Linked DNA regions of Homo sapiens: region 2 is linked to region 1. Evidence: chromatin loops called from intact Hi-C (ENCODE). Cell type or tissue: dorsolateral prefrontal cortex. All regions are shown on one strand.

Region 1 (8,000 bases):
GCATCAGATTCCTGATCACGTTGGCCTTGGACAAGGAATCTAACATCTTGAGGTATCAGTTTTTTAATCTGCAAATTGGAGGATGCATACTACCTGCGTCATAGGAGTGCTGGGAGGATTAATTGAGATAGCACATTTTGAGTAAAGAATTGAGCATAATAATGGGTATGTTTTAAGTGCTCAGTGATTATCATTCCCATAACCTTTCTTCTTGCCACAAAGTTTCCCACTCCTATGCGGTGAAAAAGGGCATTTATTGAATATCTCCTTAGAATGAGGTGGCTTCACATGGGTTAATTCATTCAATTCTCATAACAAAGCTGTAAGTTTTGTTTGGTGTAGTTGGTTGTCATCATTTTAACAAATGAGGGAACCCAGGCCTGGAGGGCTCAGCAATTTGCTCAAGGTCATCTGGTTAAGAGAGCCTTCATCAGGACTCCAGTGGCTCTGCCTGGCTCTGTAAGGCCATGTATTTTCCCTCTGCATGAGTCACCAAAAAGTCCTGGAGTGGAGTCACCAAGCGGAAGTGGAGGCATCAAGATCCAGGTGGACCTCAGAGTACATCAGGCCCCAAGATGTGGGCCTGTGGAAGGAGAGAGCCTAGAGGACTACTTTAAGTTAATGCTAGGCATTCTCCTGGTGACCCTGTGAATACTGAGCTATTTTCCTGCTCACAGTGGGGATAGGCAACCAGAGCATCTGGTTTTCCCTGAAAATGTCTACATTTCCACCAAAATCTGGCCAGTCTGCATGTGATAAAGGTAGGAGGATGTTGTCTACCCTTGCTACAAGGTAATAGGAGGACACTGGGAGTTGGCATCTTGATGTAATAAACACAGGATTCGAAGATAGATAGACATGGGTTCAAATCTCAACCCCAAGCCTTGGAAGCTGGGTGACCCTGCATGAGGCACTTCTGAGTGGCCCTTGCTTTTCTGTCTCTAAACACGGATGATCATAATCATACCAGTCTCCACTGACTCCAGACAGTGGTCATTAGATCCAATGAGTCAACACATGGGAGTACACTTTACAGAGTCAGTTATAACCAGGCATTAGCTGTCAAATGAATGAGTCCGGTATCTAGGAGAGTTCACTGCCTGAGGAAGGAAATCCAACCAATCCCCTGCCTGAGAGCCGAGAGCAGCCAGCTCTAAGGCACCTCCTGGAAGATCTTGCAGCCCTCTGGCACTGAGTTCTTTCTTCTCCAACTTCCTACCCCCACATGTTTATAGTCCACACCACATCTAGTTCTCACAGTTCAGAAAGTCCTCCAAGCCAGCCCATCTGAATCCTTTAATGACCTGCTCCTTCCCTGCTTGCTTTCCTTTGCAGAGCCTCCTTCTATCAATACTTTCCCCCTCACATGGAATCCATCCTCACACAGGCCTTTCAGGAGGAAACTTCCCCTGGGCCCCTGACCAGTGTTTCTTTTCAGAGCTTCATCATTTCCCAGGTGGCTGAGGTTGTAGATTTCAAAGCAAGGCCACAGAACGTAAGCTCCGGGCTGGTTTTCACTGCTTCTGCCAGCCCTGCTGCTTACCCTCACACGTCCCTGAAAAGCTTTGGCTGGAACCAGATGCCAATAGGCTAAGGTCCCTGTTGCCTGGCCCTCCACAGCATCCAAACCAGCAAACCAGGGGCTTCCCTGGGGCCGAGTGACCTTCTCTGGGAAGTAGGCCAGAGCTCAGCAAAGTGCTGCCTCTTCAGCCACTGTGACTGTGTGACGCCTGGGCTGAATCCCAAAGAACGAGGGCCCAGCTCTGCGGCTGAGAATCTCAGTAGGGGCAGGGCTACAGGGACCTCCATGGTCAGCAAGCTCAACCTTGTCATTGTCCAGAGGAGGATACTAAGGCCCAAAGAGGCTTGGCAATGTGGATAAGGTAGCAATCTGATAGCAGAGATGTGCTAGGCCATGGTCCTCTCTCCCAGCCCAGGGCTATTTACACCACCCAACAGCTCCTAGTGCCTGGACAAGAAGACTCCAAAGCCCAGCTTCCGATTCTTTCCTTTTGAGTTGCTCTTTGGCTTTCCCAGGGAAGAAGATGGCTGTTTAATTTATTCATCCTTCCAATTTCAGATTAAGAGGGACTGGAAAGAACAGGAGCTATAAGGTAAATACTATTAGTGTCCCTATTTTATAGATGGGGACACTGAGACTTGTAGATATCAAGTATCTTGCCTAAGGTCCCACAGCCAGTACATGGTGGTGCTGGAATTGCAATGCAGGTGACTGGCTCTATCACATTGTGCTGCCAGCACTACACACCTGGTGAATTACCCCTCAACCTGAGAAGCACTTGCTGCTCCTTGGAGCCCTAAAGGATAGGCTGGAATGAGGAAAACTCAGTCTGTCTCCCATCTGGGGTTGGGTAACACAAGCAGTGGCTAGAGTTTAGTAGAGAGGATGTATCCAAAGAGAAATCCCCAAGGAGGCAGAGAGACTCCAAGATTTGAGCAGCTCACCATAGGGATCGAGCCACTTTCTCCAGATGGTCACAGATGAGGATTCTAGCAGCAATTGCAAATGAGAGGAACTTTACCTCTCCTGGTTCCACAGTTCTCTGAGCCTCAGTTCTATTTATTTTTTAATCAGTAAAACTGGGAACTCAAATTACTTGTCCAAGATTCCTTCCTCATCAATAGCAAACAAGTATTGAGCACGGTGCTGAGAGCCTTTACATAGCAGCATCAGCACCCACCATCCCTCCTGGAGAGGAATGGGCAACAAAGTCCTTGCTTCAATGTCTTAGATTAGTTGAGAAAACACATTTTGAAGAGTGCATAAACTGGTCCTTGCTTGCAGGTTCAAGTGGCCCTTCTAACCGTCAGAGTCCATAAATGGAATGGGAATTTGGGGAATGGCTCCTTCCCATTCCATCCTCCAGTTTCCTCCCATTCCAGGCCTATTTCACCTCCCTGATTTCTTAACCCTCAGACTTCAAGAGGCCACGCGAGCCTTCATACACTGCGCATCTTTCTGCAGCAGGACTCTATGGGGGCCAGAGAAGCCTGGGGAGAGGTGGCTCCACGTGCTTTACCCAGAACAGCATTCCTTCAGGTTGAGTTCACCCTGCCCAGACTGACAGCATGGTGGGCATCCACTCTTCGCTTCCATTCTCAAAAAAACATCTGCTTCAACTGTTATCCCAAGCACACAGTCCCCCGACCAGGATGAGAGAGAGCTGGGAAGGAGAAAGAATCGCAATCTGCACACTTGCTTCATTATTCCACTTAATACTCACAGTAGCACCACCAGTTTATAGAAAAGGAAATCAAGTCTGAAAATGACTTACCCAAGGTCCCATGACATATAGATGGAAAACCAGGACACAAAGGCAAATCTGACTCCAAACCTGCCTCCTAACCACTCAGGTATCAGATTTGGCATTCACCCATTCATATCCAGAGAGTTAGCCTTTTATGCACTTCCAAATGGGGGTTTCAGCCCAGCCTAAGGAGAGCCTCAAACTCCTTTAGTGAAGTCCAGGCATTCTCTGAAGCAAACGGCCCCACCCATCCACCGTGGCAGGCCTGGCCTCCCATGGCTCCTCTGTGACATGTAGACTGGGCTGTCCCTGTTACTTGAAACACTTTGCTGGGAAGAGATCCCTTCAGCCTTCTCCCTGAGCCATCGCATGTTATCAGCCTCATCCTTCCTTCCTTCCCCATGCAGGAGGGAGCGACTTTGCCAGTCCAGAGGTCTGAGGTCTCAGCCTTGCCAGGTGACATCTAGGGCCTCATAGCCCTTGCTGGAGAGGTCCTTGCTGGAGAGGCCCTTGCCGGAGAGGCCCAACATGCTCACAACCCTCGGAATGTTTGCAGCTTGGCAGGACTGAGTGACCCAGTTTCCCCGGCAGGGAAGCTCACTTGGCTAGTGGGCTGTGCAGGGTTTGGCATCTGCACGTCTCTCCTGCCCTCTGCTGGTCACCAGGCAGGAGGCTTGCCAGGGCAGGCAATCCCACACTGTGTCCGCTGTGGGAATTGACTCTCAGGCCTGTAAATATTTGCTGAATTAACTGAATGAATGAGTGTATCATGTACAGTTCTAGGCTTTAGGGCCTAAAGTGGCCGAAGAGACAGGAGCTACTCTGGGAAAAGAGTGAATTCTGCTGAGCTGGGCCTGTGTTCCCAGCAGGCCTCCCCCTATACTTTCCTCCTGCGTCCCTGCATAACCAGCTCTCCGCTCCCTCAGAGGCGCTCCCCTCCCTCACAGCGTGCTGCCATTCTAGGATGAATTAGATCTTCCCAGGCCCAGGTCAACTAGTTTCATCACCACCTGACTCGTTACATTTCCTCTACCACATTCCCATGGAGTGGTCTCAAATCTCTGTTTGAATGCCTCCAATGGCAGGCACTCACTATCAGGTAGCCCTTTCCACTTTCCGAGAGCTATAATCAAAAGAATGCTCTTCTTTTTTCACACTAAATCAGCCCTGACACTTCCACTTAGAGACCCAGTTCTTACCTGTTGGTCACTCAGAAGTCTGACCAGGCCACCCTGTGACAGCCTTTCAACTCCTTGAAGACGGCAGTCATATTCCTGAGACTTCTCTTCTCTCCCCGCAAACACACTGGGCTCTCTACTTCCTGCCATTTATCTTAGTAAGTCTGGAAGACTCGGACAATGACTCTCCAGTGGTGGAATTCTAAAAGATGAAGGTATTTTCAGTCTGAAGACTTTCTGCACTTGAACTTAGCCAAAAGGCCAAGAAGCGAGTCTGAAGACCTTCTGAAAGGCAACTTTCTGTCTACTCTAGGAGAAGTCCTAAATCACAAAATGGGATAATTATTTGGCCACAGCTTGCAAATTTACAAAGCTCTTTCATAGGCCACCATCTCAGTGTGTAAAAGTATCATCATCCCAATTTTAGGGATGAAAACAGCAAGGCCTCACAGAGGAAAAATGCTTCACTGGTGATCATACAGGAAGCAAAAGCTAAGTGGTACTCAGACTCAATCTTCTGATTCCAAGTCTACCATTCTTTATACAAAGGCATTGCTGCTTCTGCCTTTTGAGAACGTAAAAAGAAAAAAAAAAGGCAGATAACAAGTATTGAGCACTTACTATATGCCAGACATTGTTCTAAGGGGCTTAATATTTATTAACTTCATGTCCAAAATGACTTTGTAAGGTATGTATGTACACTTATTATTATTCTAATTTTATTTTCCAGGGTTAGTACATTCAAAATCCAGGACACTAACCAGTGCAATTCAGCTCAAGAACTAACACTTAACCACATCACCATGGCTCTCCATGCTTGCCTAAGTTTATACATACATCCATCTTTGTTTCTCTCCTTGCCTCTCATTTATCGGACCAATGATACTGTGGAGAAAGTTAAAGAAGAGTTCCCCAGTGGTGGGAGTGGGGAGACTTTCCTTCCTTTCAAGGCAGTGAACCAGAGGCAGTGAATCCTAGCTCTGCCACTTTTCAGCAAGTGACCTTGGGCCAAGTTATTCAACCTCCCTCCTCTCCTCGGTTTCATCATCTGTAAAATGGAGGTGCCACCAGCACCGACTTCATTGGGTTTCCGTGAGTTATGAGTTAATGTTTTTGTAAAGTGGTTAGAGAAGTGAATTTCTATTACTAAATTTGGACCCTCGGCTGTTTGAGGTGACTGGGGCAAAGTCTAGAGGGTGGGTAAAAGCAGGCACCATCCTGTGGGAACACAGAAGGAAAGAGCCCTGGAGCCCAGACGGAGGATGGGCTGGGGGAGGTGGAGTGGAGAGAGAAACTGATGGAGAACTGGGATGACTTTTGGTGGGATCTGACCCTTTCATGGAGTCACAGTTTCTCTGAGTTAAAAGTATCTTTCTAGGGCATCTAATCCAGCCAAGCAGTGGAGCAGGCACAAGTCTCCAGTCTCAGCCAGAGGCCTTGGAAGATGAAGAATTCCATTTCCTAAGACTGGGGGCACACTGCATTAAAATAAATGACACTTGGTAGGCTGGAGTTGAGGGAGGTTCTCTCTGGCCTCTTGAAGAAACTAGACAGCAGGGATATAAGGTCCAGATGCCTTTACACCTGGCCTCAATTTGGTCTCATATTCTGTTTTCAGGAACAATACAAATCTGTAGCAGAACTACATGAGTTCCAAGCTGATAGCACACTGATAATAATAGCTAATACTTATGAGGGATTCCCATGCACTAGATGCAATTCTGAACGCTCACTTGTGTTAGCTCATTTAATTTTTACATCATTGCTTTAACGGTATTAGCCCCACTTTACCCAGGAGGAAATGGATGCACTGGGAAGTTCAAACACTTGATCATCATCATGCAGCAAGTTGTGATCAAAATCAGAGGATGAGAACCAGACCCTCTGACTCCAGGAGCAGTATTCTTAACTATTATAAAAAGCCAGCCATAGGCGGATCACTTGAGGTCAGGAGTTCAAGACCTCCCTGGCCAACATGGATGGTGAAACTCCGTCTCTACTAAAAATAAAAAAATTAGCCAGTCGTGGTGGCGGGCACCTGTAATCCCAGCTACTCAGGAGGCTGAGGCACGAGAATTGCTTGAACCCGGGGGGCAGAGGTTGCAGTGAGCTGAGATTGCACCACTGCACTCCAGCCTGGGTGACAGCGAGACTCCATCTCAAAAAAAAAAAAAAAAAAAAAAACCCAGCCATTATCCTCATTTCAGAAATTATTGAAATTGTGTATTAAAGAATATTCATTTTGAAAAAGTAACCAAATCTTTAAAGGCTTCAGAGAAGCAGATTTCTCTTGTAGCTTGTGGCAGCATTTTCTCAGAACTGGACGGGGCCACCAGTAGCGTCCTTCATTCCTATATCCGGGTGCTTGTTCCATGCAGTCATGGTATTAGGTTCTGGGGATGCTGCACACAGTGACACACACTCAGTCACTGCCCTGATGGGGTTTTTACAACCTGGTGAGGCAGAGAGATACTGGTCAAATAGTCACACCAACATATAATCCACAACTACAATAAATGCTATGAAGGAAAAGACTAGAATGCTCTAAGAGTGCATTATGGGTAGCAAGAACTGCCCTAGACTGGGGTGTGGGGTGGGGGAGGGATGTGTCAGGAAAAACTTTGCCTGTAGGTTTTTATATAAAAGAATGTCTTTGGGCTGGGTGCAGTGGCTCACGCCTATAATCCCAGCACTTTGGGAGGCTGAGGAGGGAGAATTGCTTGAGCCCAGGAGATTAAGACCAGCCTGGGCAACATAGTGAGACCTTGTCTCTACGAAAACAAAAAATTAATTAGCCAGATATGGTGGCACATGCCTATAGTCCCAGCTACTTGGGAGGCTGAGGTGGGAGGATCACTTGAGCCCAGGAGGTTGAGGCTGCAGTGAGCTATGATCAGCCACTGCACTCCAGCCTAGGTGACAGAGTGAGACCCTATCCCTTAAAAATATATATATTTTTCTAAGGTTATTTCTGAGTTAGTGTAAATAATGGACATGGACTCAAGTTTCAATTAGAGTTTCAATACTTAGACACAGGAAAGCTTCACCAAGAAACTTCTGAGACTGCATAGTCCTGGGGTAAAGAGGGTCAAAAATGCTTCTGGGGTGTCCATAGTGAGCTGGCATGAAGGAATCTTCATTGATCCCAGGAACTTACAGTGCTCTGGCTTTTGTTTCTAGAAATGACAATCCCTACACATTCACGGCATGCCCCACCCAGCCTTTAGTAGCAGAGTGATGTTAGGAGCCCTGGCTGGCTCTGGAGCCAGATGGACATGTGGTAAATTCCTTAATTTCTAGAGTCTTCAGTTTCTACTCTATAAAATGGGTTGATAATAATATCTACTTGCAGGGTTAATGTGAGACATAAATGAGATAAGACATAGGAGGTACCTGAGAATTATGTGGATCGCAGCAAGTGTTCAATCAATGTTAGCTAGTATAGCCTCCAACTCTAACTACAAACGGGCAGGATAGTGAGATGAACCTGTATTTATCTCAAGATAGAACATGGAATTTCATTTCTTTCTAAGCAAACCATTGCTTATTTCCA
Region 2 (8,000 bases), 180 kb after region 1:
GTTGGAAGAAGCCAGATGAAAGAGTGAGCAGGGAGCATGGGGAAAGATCTGAGTCCTAGGCTGCCATCCACCCTGGGGGAGAGCCACAGTCCAGACTCCCATCCTCAGGCTCAGGGGCTCAGGCCCTGGCAGTGGTCAGAGCGGTGCCATTGCCGATGGCAGGTTCGTGTTAACCTGGCTTTCAGAGGCTGATGTGTCAAAGCCAGATGCCAGTGTTCAGAGTTCCTGTGAGTGCCCAGGCTCACAGAGCCCTGCACATTCTCCTGGGAGAGAGCCACGCAGGAAATCCAAATATTACCGGGTCACACAAGGGGATTCAGGTGGCTTTAGGAAGTTTTTCTCAGTGATGCTACTCTAAGGCCCCTCAGCTACCTTGGGAGGGAGGTGGACAGCTCTTGGGGAGATCACAGTGCTTGGAGTCCTCTTGGCAGACTCCTTGGACAGTGCTCTGCTGGGAGCTGCATGCGTCTGCTCTCCAGCCCTCCTCCCTTTTTCTTTGCACCCCCTGCCTTAGATAGTCTTTTTCCCATCGGGGGAAGACAATTGACCAGGCCTTTGTTTTCTATGTCATAGCTAGCCTTGTCCCCTCTGCTTCACCCACCCCAAATATAGTGATCGGACTTTGTCACACCTTTATAGTAGTTCAACCCTCACAAGGCCTTGGGAAGGGGGTGGGGTCATCTTGCTATCTAGCCCCTGCCCCTACCTCAGGCTGACCACGGGCCTGCCCTGCAAACAGCTGGAGCAGGTGAGTAATGCCCATGTCTCCAGGAACCGGAAGCTGCAGGTTTGGCAGTGACACTTCACAAAGGAGACTGTCCTTCATGAGGAGTGAAGCGGGGGGCAGGAGCAGAGTGGGCTCTGGCTTCTTTCTCCCAGTGGCAGCTGCTAATGGGATCCGGTCGACAAGCCATCTGGGGGCATCTCCTGGGGCCTTTCTTAGTGGTACCCAAGAACAAAAGAGATGAGGGACCCAGTCAGTGGAGATGCTGCCTGTGGCGCCTGTCTGGGTTTGCGGCTGTGCAGCCAGCTTGGCCGCAGAGGCAGCCCATGGCTTCCTGCAGGGAAGAGACTGGGCTGTGGGGGTGAAATGGAGCAGGAAGGCTCAAGCTGCCTTTCCTGGGTGAGCCAAGGAGACTGGTGTGGGATGGTGCAGAGGCCACAGGAGAACATCCCAGGACTTCAAGGACAGAGGGTGGTGCCAGCAATGGGCAGGCCTTGGCGTTTGAATCTTACTGGGCCAGCGAGGTAAGCGAGGTGCCAAGGAGTCAGTCTGGCTTTGGGAGGCTTCTCTAAGCCTCGCTGTTCTTATCTAGGACCAATACTGCCTGTTTGCCAAGAACGAGACAGAATTGGGCCACTTTCATTATTTTTACACTTCTTGTGTATTAAAAAAAATGCCAAATAGGCCTACAAAAATGGTTATAGATTTCAATGGTTTACATTTAGCAACTGTATTTTAAACACCCACATCCCAACTGGAGATAATGTAGAAAGTCTAAATATGATGACTTTCACAAATGTGAGGTTTGGACCAAATGGGTCCTGTCTCACCCCCTGCCCAGTTGGCCCTGGTGGTGACCCCTGTCCTGGGAGGGCAGTGAGGGCACAGCGAGGGCAGCTCCCCACTGGGGCTAACGCAGTGTTGCCACACAGCACCCCTGTGGCCTCAGCAATGTTCCTGGCTGCAGAGAACTCTCTGCCTGGAATGTTCTCTACTCTCCAACTCCTCTCCAACTCCTCTGACTTTCAATCAACCTTCAAACCTCAACTCAGTCCACATCTCTTCAGGATGCTTCTGACGAGCCTGGGGGCTTAGTGTCATACCACTTATTTCCCTGTTGGTCTTCCTCATGGCCTCTGGGCTCACTGAGCACAGACATTGTGCACTTCTCATTTTCTTTTCTTTTTTTTTTTTTTTGAGACAGAGTCTTGCTCTGTTGCCCAGGCTGGAGTGCAGTGATGCAATCTCCGCTCGCTGCAACCTCTGCCTCCTGGGTTCAAGTAATTATCCTGCCTCAGCCTCCTGAGTAGCTGTTATTACAAGTATGTGCCACCACACCCAGCTAATTTTTGTATTTTTAGTAGAGATGGGGTTTCACCGTGTTATCCAGGCTGGTCTTGAACTCCTGACCACGAGTGATCCGCTCACCTTAGCCTCCCAGGCAAGAGCCACCATGCCCAGCCTCACCTCTCATTTTGATATCTTAGGTGCCCAATTCATGGAATGTCCCATCAAGTATTGTAGGGTGAATGAATGAATGAGTCACTTGGTAAGGTCCACAAGAGTCACACTGCTTTCTTTGTCTCCTCTTTCCTCTTGGATCTTTATATCCCCCCTTCCCAGCACACACTCAGGCCCACTCCCCATGTCTTCTCCCTCCCCTAGCTGGCCTAGAACACTCCCCATTCCCTTGCTGTCCCCCTGGAACTCCTCTGTGCATGTTAGAAGGACAAATGGCCACCAGGGATTTATGGTTCTGGGACGGGGTCCACATTGGTCTCTGTGGTCAGGCCTTCTGAGGGCTGTGCCAGGTGGTGAATGAGGAGGCTTTGGGAAGGGGCCACCAGCACATCCGTGGTTTGCTTATGAAGAGGGCCTACCTGGAGGCCAGGGAGGAGCTGCAAGGCTAGAGGGGCCCCTTTGCAGGGCGGGGCTGACTTGTTTCTGGATATCCCACCAGCCCTATCTGCCAATAAGGTCCAGGCAGGGAGAGGGCAGCTGAGGAAGCCTTGGTGGCCATTCACGTCCACCCAGCAGGTGTTGCCTGCCGTCTGTCCTTCTGCCACAGCCACATCCAACACCTGCAGGGTTCGCCTCTGGGAGTTTGTGACCCCTGTTCCCTTTGCCTGCTATGCCTTTCCACCTTCTCTAATCTGTGAAGTGCTCCTTCTCCTTCAAGGCCAGCCTAAATGTCACCTCTTCTAGGGTCCCCACTCCTCCACTTTCTCATTGCGTTTATCCTGTCATAGTTGTTCACCGACACATTCGTCTCTCTGACTAAACTGCTGACGAACAGTGCCTGCGTCCTTCCTCCCTGAATCCTCAGCGCCCAGCAGAGTTCCTAGAATGCTGTGGAGGCTCGGCCAATGCCCGAGGGTGGCTTATGCTTTGTGATGCAGCACGAGTAATGAGTGCTGAGAGATGCGAACTCACAAAGACCAGGTGTGGATGTGTGCACAAGCACACACACGTGTGCACACAAGTACATACATGCACACCCATGCCCTGCCCCTGAGTAGACACAGACCCAGGCCCCAGTTCTAGAGCCCTATTCCCAGCCCCTCTCCTCCCCTGTCACTCAACGCCTTGCCAGTTCTTATGCTAATGAGAGGAAGCGTTTGGGCAGAGAGAAGCTTGGAAAGGAAGTCTTTGAAATGGAAATGTTATGACAAAATGATGGATTGTTTTCCGAGCTGTGCAGTTTGTTTCTTTCTTGCAGCAGAAGGGAGAGTATAACAGAGACAAGAGTGGCAGAGGCTGCCCATGTCAGCAAGCCCCAGATGGCAAGGAGTGCGGGTGAAACACTCCGGGACCATGGAGCGAGGGGAAACTGCAAAGCAGGCAGAGGGACACGGCCTAGCTACTGTCCAGAAGCCTTGGTCATGGCTGGGGCCCGACTGGCCAGAGCATACAACGGCTGTCTGGAGGAGGTGGGGTCTCTGAAGACCAGGAGGGACATCTGACCCGTCCTTCTGCCAAGGCTGCCATACTCAACACCCTGCAGGGCTCATCTCTGAGCCTCTGTGCATGCTGTTCCTTTGCCTGATATGACTCCACCTTCTCTAACCTGCAGACTGTTCTTCGTCCTTCAAGACCAGCTGATATGTTATCTCCACTGGGAAGACTCCTACTGTACATGAGGCCTGCTTCACCCAAACTCCCTAAACCATAGGAGAACTCATTGGCTGATCCCTAGCTCCTTGATTGACTTGGGGCTAATTAGAATTGTTGCCTATCTTACTCATTAAAAATATGCATTGCATACTTGCTGTGTGCAAAATGCTGTTCTAGGCACTGTGTCCATTGGTGAACACAAACAGACCCTCCGTCGTCATGGGACTTATGTCCTGGGGGGACACAAACAATGAGATCATAGATGCATAAGTTACGTGGCTTCTGGGTGGTTATAAGCACATGGGAAAAGTGGAGTAATGAGGGAACACGCTTTGCTTTGAAATGAGGTAGGAAGGGCAGGCTCAGTGAGAAGGTGACATTTGAGCAAAGACATGAAAGATGGGTCAGCCATGCAGATATAGGGGCAGGGATGGTGTGTAAAGACTAAACACATCAGCATTTAATAAAGAGAAGCTACAGGTGGATACATATGGATACATTATTTTTTGCTTATGCCAGTTATCTTTCTAATGAAAGATAAGTTGCATCTCAATTGTTTAGCATCCTTTATAGCACTTAGTGTTTGACACGGAATAACTGTTCAGTAGACGTATGTTGAACGAACAAACAAGCTCCAAACTGTCTCCCTCTAAACCCCTTAGCCATGGTGAGGGCTGCCCAGGAGCCAGCTCTTGTCCTGGAGCGCCCTCTAGTGACCAAATCTCAGATGCCAGCTTTGTACATCTTGTTTATATCCTGTAACATTTCTCCTTCCCACCCCAGGAGAACTTAGGGACAGTGGCCAACCAATCAATAGAATTAACTAAGTGTCTCCTATGTGCAGGGCACAGTGGCAGCTTCTACACGAAGCACGCAGACTCAGGATATATGGTCCCTGCCCTCAAATCCCTCACTCACTGGACATCTCTCTGGTTAACCATTTCCTTCTCAACCTTTGCTCTCCGATAATCCCCCCTTTCTGATCTTTCTGGATCATCTGTAATACTGGAATTACATTTTGAGCTAGGGCTGGCTGGGTGAGGATGTGCATGCTGTGTGTGCCTGAGGGGCTTGGGAATAGCATTAGCTTTCCAGGTCAGCAAATTAGCCCATCATTCCGTAGTAGTGGAGGGGTGGAAGACAGCTAGGATCTGGTCCACTAGGCACTCCATGGAGTTTCAGAGCTGAGGCTGATGCTGGCTGGATAACATGCAGACCAAACTTGTCACCCCATTCTGGCTGGTGGAATTGTGCTTCCTTTTTAAGGACTTCTCATGGCCCTGGCCACCTTCTCTGTGCTGGTGGCCTTGGTATCCTCAAAGCCAAAGCTGAAGCTCCATTCCTGGGCACTAAGCCTCCACCACCTTTTGTCCTTGCCCTCTCCTCTGACCCCATCCATGAAACTCGAGAGCCCCTTTCTTTCCCAGGGCTCTGTTTAACACTGAGGCCAGAATAACTGTGTCCTGGTAGCTTTATTTTTAGGGCCTGTAAGAGGGAATAAGGAGCCTCTGGAGACAGGCCTCCCATGTGTCAGGGAGGGTCCTGGGCCCACAGGTGCCAGCCACACCTCCTGCAGCTTTGGAAGTCCAGTGCCAAATCTCAGCCACACCCCCATATCTGCTCCCTGGGGTGCACATTTCTCATCGAGAGCATAGCTCTTATGCAATGAGGTGGCTGTGGGCAAACTGGCTGTCCAGATGCCTAGGCTTAAGTCAGTGCCCTGGGACCTCCCGAGTTATGCTGGTGGCCAGTCTCTTGGCCTCAGCTCCTGAGTTAGGAAGGTAGGTGGCCTCAAGCTGAAGGGATGCTTTGGCTTGACTTCCACCACCTGGGCTCATGCCCCTTGTAGAGTGGATGATACGCAAAGAGTAGAGAATCTCCAAGTGCTTTCCTGAGTCCGCGCTTTTCCTGGGAGTCCCAGACGCAGACCAGTCAGGGTGAGAGTGGACTGGGAATCCAAGAATCTTCAGAAATTATTCTTCGGCTTGAAAGTCTGATGAATGAACTGATTACGGCTGGTGCAGAAAGTGCCCCGTGGACACTCTATCACTGGGTGGCAGCCTGGGTATGGATTTGGACTGGGCTTCAAAGATTTTATTTGGACCCAAGAGGGAGAAAAATGGCTTTCTGCATCCCACGGAGTGCTTCCTGGCAAAGGGCAGTGGGCACTTGTGCATATGTCTCCCAAGCCACCTTCTCTCCTTTGACCACTTAGATCTGGATCTTCCTTCTAGCCTTAAGCAGCGTCCTAAGAGTGGTGTCTTCTCTTCCTCTCTGTCATCCCCATGCTGCCCTGGTTCCCATTAGTCCTTACCTTCCCCAGGCCCTAAAAGTAGCTCTTTCCCAGGGCTGGAGTTGCCCCGGCCTTGGGAACACCCCAGCTTGGGGACTAGTGAGGCCCCAAGGGGTGCAGGTACTAGGTGGGACTTGATGTGTCTCTCCAACAGGAGCAGAGGGACACTGGAAAATCACTGGCCCCACTGGAGGTGCCTGAGCTAGGAAGATGAAAGAGGATGACACAGGGGACTGTCTTTTTTTCTCACACAGCTGGCAGCTCTGGCCTGGGGTCGGAGAGACAAATGTGTTGGGCGTGTGCCTTGTCAAATGAATTGTCTTTCTTTCTCTCTCATCAAATATTTACAGAGCATCCCTATCACCAGGTGCTGAAGCCACGATGGTGAGCAAAACATGCTCTTCATCCTCATAGAGCTTTATGGAGGTAAGAGTTATTGGGAGTTTGGTCTTGGTGAGATTTATTGGGAGGGACCATATTTTGGATTTGGATTTTCAATATTCTGTCCCATAGTTCCCTCAACTGATTGCAGTGTCCTAAAAAAAGCTGGTAATCCTGAAATCACACTGCATCAGTCAGACTGTTACTTACGCCAGCAAACATCACAAAAATCTTTTGTTAGGCCTCACGTCCCAGTTTTTAGTCCAGAAGGTGTGATTCCCATTCAGCCGGGGCTTCCAAGCCCCTGACGTAGAGCAGGGATTTGAATGGAAAAGAGAGAAGCAGCTGCGGCCCCGTGCCTGGAAAGCCCAAGTGTGCTCTCCTCCTGTTTGTGAAAGCCTCTCCTTCCCCAGGTCAGGGCAGGGCCTGTGACCCACTCCTCTGTCTACTGCTCCAGACAGGCCACCTGGACTTCACCAGTCTCCTAACAACCTACAAAGTCTCCCTGGATAACAGGATGTGACCTTTCTCATGTCAGCGAGGTTTGCTGGAGGATGTGAGAGCTGAAGCCAGAGGCAGTCCACAGCTGTGAGGTGATGGAAACTGGTAGGAAGGGGGATGTTATGGACTGAATTGTGTCTCCTCAAATTCACATGCTAAAGCCCCAACCCCGAAAGTGGCTGTGTTTAGAGATGGGGCTTTTGAAAAAGTAATTAAGGTTAACTGGGTCATATAGGTAGGCCCTCATCTGATGTGACTGGTGTCCTTAGAAGGAGAGGAAGAGATGCCAGCGATGTGCATGCACAGAGGAAAGGCCATGGGAGGATGCAGTGGGAAGGTGGCCTTCTGCAAGCCAGGGAAAGAGGCCTCACCAGAAACCAGCTCTGATGGCACCTCGATCTTGGACTTCCAGCCTCCACAACTATCCTTTGAGCCACATGGCCTGTGGCCTTCTGTCATGGCAGCCTGGGTGGACTGAGACAGGGAAGTTGCTGCAGGCTGATGGAAACAGAGGCTCAGCAGGGCTCCCATCTGAATCTGGATGAGGGAGGTGGGAGAGAGTCACCATCCCTGGGATTTGCTCTTGAAGGTTTTGGCAGCTCTGACCATCTCCTTAGGTTGATTGGTGGGCAGCCCCAATGTCTGCAGCCCTGGGGCCAAGGACTCTCCTATCAGGCCTCCTGGCCATTGCAGAGGATGTCAGGTGGTGGTGGTGGGGGGATGCCTAAAGGCCATGACTTCTTTCCTTAATGACATAAGACCTGATCCTCCAGGGCAGGCAATGCTCAGAAGCTCTCTCATTGGACAGCAGAGGCTGAAACTCGCAGGCAGGTCACGTCCTCTTGGAGGGTCTCTGATTAATCACTGCTGCCATCACCATGAGGTCCCTTGAGGGGTGCTGCTACCTTTAACTCTCTAACTCTCTGGTTCTAATGTGAGTGCACAACTCTTACTGTCATTCTTGAGTGCATAGGCTATGGATGACCC

Evidence for each region. Peaks named below come from ENCODE experiments on the same cell type or tissue, not always from the same donor. Only the 100,000 strongest peaks of a DNase experiment are listed, where the experiment ranks them.
Region 2: it touches region 1 in a loop (2.7-fold over the local background); 17 of 110 quality-filtered maps call a loop at or near these places.

What each region holds. Positions count from the first base shown.
Region 1 is chr1:110,308,852-110,316,851 of GRCh38, forward strand. The region is part of intron 2 of RBM15-AS1 (RBM15 antisense RNA 1); the gene reads right to left. Among named protein-coding and RNA genes, the nearest start is that of RBM15-AS1, 26 kb to the right of the region's middle. In dorsolateral prefrontal cortex, CTCF peaks have their summits at 3,912 (motif pointing left) and 4,119; DNase peaks (open chromatin) are centred at 1,670 and 3,900; H3K27ac peaks cover 2,271 bases.
Region 2 is chr1:110,491,637-110,499,636 of GRCh38, forward strand. No RefSeq gene overlaps it. Among named protein-coding and RNA genes, the nearest start is that of CYMP-AS1, 5.4 kb to the left of the region's middle. RefSeq lists an enhancer at 2,161-3,127. In dorsolateral prefrontal cortex, CTCF peaks have their summits at 4,543 (motif pointing left) and 4,742; DNase peaks (open chromatin) are centred at 3,119 and 4,555; H3K27ac peaks cover 723 bases.